Linked DNA regions of Homo sapiens: region 2 is linked to region 1. A link is a loop called in an ENCODE intact Hi-C map of the cell type or tissue named here. Cell type or tissue: heart right ventricle. All regions are shown on one strand.

The links. Peaks named below come from ENCODE experiments on the same cell type or tissue, not always from the same donor. Only the 100,000 strongest peaks of a DNase experiment are listed, where the experiment ranks them.
Region 2: a loop joins it to region 1, with 5 times the contacts of the local background. A loop is called at or near these places in 19 of 110 quality-filtered maps.

Annotation. Positions count from the first base shown.
Region 1 is chr7:29,763,134-29,765,633 of GRCh38, forward strand. No RefSeq gene overlaps it. Among named protein-coding and RNA genes, the nearest start is that of WIPF3, 42 kb to the right of the region's middle. In heart right ventricle, a CTCF peak has its summit at 1,299 (motif pointing right); no DNase peak of the experiment used is centred here; H3K27me3 peaks cover 371 bases.
Region 2 is chr7:30,066,516-30,069,015 of GRCh38, forward strand. The region is part of intron 12 of PLEKHA8 (pleckstrin homology domain containing A8); the gene reads left to right. Among named protein-coding and RNA genes, the nearest start is that of PLEKHA8, 39 kb to the left of the region's middle. In heart right ventricle, no CTCF peak of the experiment used is centred here; no DNase peak of the experiment used is centred here; H3K27ac peaks cover 631 bases.

The DNA.
Region 1 (2,500 bases):
CTACTGTAGATTTTTTGGAAAAAAATTATTTGAAGATACTCTAACCAAATCAATGATTAATGAAAGTATAGCAAGAAAGGGAAAATTGTAGTTCAAAAGGATAAGGTCTCTTCTTATTCAGTTTGCACCCCAACTTCAGGAATCTCTTTGAATTATGTATTTCCAGATAGATCCTGAGGTCTTGGGACAAAGTTTGACCTTGTGTCATTTTAATTAACTAGTCATATTCCTTTCTCCCTTTCTTGGTATAAGGATACGTGTTTCTTGAACCAGTCTCCACCCAACAAATCAGATGGAATGTCTTGACTTGTTTGATGACTATTTAAAACAATAACTACTGTTGTTCTTCCAGGACTTGCTAACAATGGCTAAGTTTTCACTTGATTGGAACACTATGCCAGAAGAAATACTTAACAAAAAGTCTTTTTTTCCCTTTATAGAAGCAGAATTACACAGAACAACATAATGGACATTTTTATGGCTGAGCAATTTGAATAATGATATTTTGCATCTTCAAAACTTAATTTAAATGATCATAGAGTCTTTAATTTTGGAAAATTTAGTAAACCATCCAGGGACAAATATTACCTTTCACCAGATCTTTCTTCATAGCATCTGGATCTGTTAATACTTCCAGGTTAACTAGAATTTAAAATACATGCAGCATGATCTTGACAATATGACCTTGACCATGTAAAAATATATGAGAAAAAGACTACGAAGAAATATATCAAAATGTATGAAGTAATTATTTCTAGATATTGGAAATCTGGGAGATTTGAGGGTTTTTTCCCACTTTTCTGTGTTTTCAAATGACCATTTTTTATTAAAAATGAATGTTATTTCTACAAAAATCAGAACATACAATTTATATATGTCCATAATATTAACTAAGTGAAGAAGAAATGTATAAAGAGAAAAACAGCAGGAAGGAAGAATACTAGAATTTTAATGGTTCCTGAGTGATTTAATTTCTGCTTTCTGGCTTTTTGTATTTTCCAAATTTTCTGTGATTAGCAGAGCATATATTAATTTTTAATGTAAAAAGTCACTCTCTTTCAAAAAATAAATGGTAAACAAATAAGGCAGCAAATGCCAAAAACAAAAAACAAAAAACAAAAAAAACCCACCCAGTTCCAATAATAAGCAAGATTATTGCAAGGAAGTTCACTGTGGCCGTGCATTAGGAATGACTTTATGGGAGACAGAACTTTTGCTGGGCTTGAAGTATGAGCAGGTGTAACTGGGCAAAGAGGAAGGAATAGGGCACTCCCAGCGCAGGAAGGGGGCCTGCCCACAGGGTGGAGGTAGAACATTCTGACTGGAGCAGAAAGCTCATTCAGGGAAGTGAAGGAGGGTAAGCATAAAGTTTGGCTCCACTCAACTGGGGAGGAGTATGGGTCTCCAGTGAGATACCTTGAGTTTATTCTGCAAAAAAGCATTGTCTGTTTATGCCATAAATGCCTAAAGTATCCCAGGAGATTATTTGCAATTACGTTCAGGTAGTTGTTTCCATCCACTATTGACTTAGTTCCATAGTCAAGAAGACTTCCACTGGGACCATTCCGTTTCACTTTGTGACCTATATTCCTCCTTCTGCTGCCTTCCCTTTAACATTCTTCCCCTCTGCCTAAAGCCCTTTGACTTCTTGGCTCCATTCAGGACCCCCCCACTCTCCTCCTAACCCTGCAGTAAGTTCCTTACTCTACAAAATCATCCTGTTGTTCTTTCTGGCATCCACACCCATCCAACAATATTGCTCTTCCCTTAATGTTGTTGATGGCAGATAGGAAATTACTCAGTTATAGTAATTCATAATAAAGGGTAAGTTATTTCTAAGTTTAACATTTACTTTCAAGAGATATTCCCATTTTAAAAGAGGTGCTCGTTCCGCATGTTTTCACTCATAGGTGGGAACTGAACAATGAGAACACGTGGACACAGGAAGGGGAACATCACACACCAGGGACTGTTGTGGGGTGGGGTGAGTGGGGAGGGATAGCATTGGGAGATATACCTAATGCTAAATGACGAGTTGATGGGTGCAGCACACCAACATGGCACATGTATACATATGTAACAAGCCTGCACGTTGTGCACATGTACCCAAAAACTTAAAGTATAATAATAATTAAAAAATAAAAAATAAAAATAAATAAAAGAGGTGCGTGTTAACCCATTCTACTTAGTACAATGGAGGGAAGGAAGGAGGTAAATTTTTTGAGCTACATGCCTTATCCTCAAACTAATAAAGCCACCAGTTAAACGTCCCAGAGCCAACAACTTTGGAAAAGTTGTCAATCCCTTTAAATCCCCATAAATTCAAGAGTGAGAGCTGGAGGAGATAGGATACAGGCGAGCCTCCAGGGCAGGTCAGTGCCAGGGAGGGCTGATGCCGACCCGTGATATTCTCCTCTACTGACACAGCTGGTCACAGCAGGTGAGTGAAATGCCTGCAGTCTCAGGGACCCAGGCAGAGCCAAGACTTCCTTTGACCCCT
Region 2 (2,500 bases), 300 kb after region 1:
CCCTTAGTGTCCTAACATTCTTTAGAGGTCATTTTCAGGAGGGAGTTGGGTTCACAAGGCAGATATGTTTAATAATCTGCTTTAGAGCTGAGTCCCCCTCTCCATTGCATATTCCACATCAGAAAGAGGTTTTGGAAAGCATCCTTGCAAGTGGAAGGAAGAAAAGTTGCTCTGGCATTTCATGCACCATTGTATTAAATGTTATATGCTCTGTGCTCAGTGGGATAACATATTGCCACATATCTCATCTCAGAATGATCCCATAAATGTCAGTAAAAGTTAACCCAACCAAGATCCTTTTCTGGCACAGAATAGAAAAAATTTTAAAAGGATGCTCAGTCATGTATTTAATATGAAAGGCTTTCACAGATAAGGAGAGATAAGTGAGAGAGATAAAGTCAGAACTCATAATCAGATATTTGACATCAAATCATAAGTTGGCCATTCTGAAAATACTATGGAATGTGAATTGTAATACTCTTTCCAGAACCATTTGCAGCATATGCCTCCACTGGCAGGATTGGCTGGCAGCACAAGCGTTAGTCTTAACAGTGCCTGAAATTAACAAAGGGCATCTCTGGGTGCTTGTTTGACCTCTTTCCACTGGTTATTGTCCATACAAGTCAATTTGCCTTAAGCATAGTCACTATAAAGAATTCAGAGGTTACTCTCCTAGTAGCTCTGCTTTTAAAAATACATGCCAAAGCGCTTTGGGAGGCCAAGGCAGGCAGATCACTTGAGCTCACAAGTTCAAGACCAGCCTGGGCAACATGGCGAAGCCCTGTCTCTTCAAAACATTCAAAAATTAGCCATGTGTGGTGGTACCAGCCTGTAGTTCTAGCTACTTGGGGGCCTGAGGTGGGAGGATCACTTGCGCCAGGGATGTTGAGGCTGCAGTGAGCCATGTTTGCACCATTGCACTCCAGCCTGGGTGACAAACCAAGACTCTGTCTCAAAAAAGAAAATTATAAATAATTTAGGCATTTAACAAATATCTACCACTTGACCTAATAGAAAAAAATAGTTCAATACAGTTAAGTGCCCACGTGTCACTCCTTAATCCCGTGACTCCCATCGTTTTCCAGAGATCATCATCCTGAATTTGCGTAGTTCATTATGTAATACATGTTTTTATGCTTTTGCTATATATTTATGTGTCCATAAGCAGCATCTAGCATTGGACTACATGTTTTAAACTTGTATATGAGGTATCATATTGTGCACATTCTTCCTTCTTCACTCAGTATTTTCAGACTTTAGCCACTGTTGAAGTGGCTTGTAGTCCTGGCTCATTAATTTTCCTTGCTGTTTAGCATTTCATTGTATGAATAGACCATGGTTTCGAAAAACTAATATACTGTTAATGGACACAGTTGATTACAGATTTTCACCATTAAAAGCAATTCTACAATGTACACGTTCCTTTCACACATGTTCTCTATCATATGGAAAATTATGTCCAGACAGCACACCAGAAAAAGGAGGAGGCTTCTCATAGCTAAGAGGGACTGGTCCAGGGACTCTGGCTGTCTACAGACTGGTAGTTCATGGGGCCTTACTGCTTGAGAAGCTGTGCTGCCAGAACAGTGGTTCTCAAACTCTAACCTGTATTAGCCTCACCTGGAAGGCTCCTTGAAACACAGATTGCTCTGTAGGCCTGACTTGAGGCTGAGACTTTGCATTTCTAACAAGTTCCCAGGTGATGCTGAGGCTGCTGGTTTGGAGACTACACTGGGAATTGCTGCTGTAGTACATAATACAATTGGAATGGCTGAACCACATGACTAGATATTGCCAAATTGCTCTCCAAAGTCTATAATTACCAGCAGAGTAGTGAGAGTTCCCAATACTCCACATTCTTTTTAGCACTTGTCATTGTCAGCCTTTTAAATTTGTGCCTGATGGCTGTAAAATGATAGAATATTGCCAAAGTTTTTGTTCTTAGATTACAAGTAAGGTTGAGTAGCTTTTCCTGTCTTCACTGGCAGTTTGATATCCTTCTCTGTGAGTTGCCTGTTCATGTATTTGACCACCTTTCTCTTAGGTTTTCTTTATCAACTCCTGGGAGTTCTTTATATTTCCTGGATATTAATCTTTTTCAGTGATGGGTTAAAATGTCTAATCTTTTTCAGTTATGGGTTAAAATGTCTTCTGTCAGTCTGTGGCTTGCGTTTGCTCTTTATCTATGGTGTCTTTTGGTATACAGAAGTTTCAGTTTTTATGTAATCAGACATGTCATTCTTTCTTTATGGATTGTACTTCTTAAAGAAATCCCTCTCTCCCTTGAGGTCACAGAGATGTTCTCTGACATTTTCTTCTCGAAGTTTTGTAGGTTTGCTTTCATATTTATGTCTTTAATCTTCCTGGAATTTATTTTTGTGAATGGTGTAAGGTGGGGATATAATTTTATTATTTCCAATCAGAAAGCCAGTTGTCTTAGCAGCATTTATTGGATCACCCATTCTTTTCCCCACTTGTATGTAATACCAACTTTGAGAGA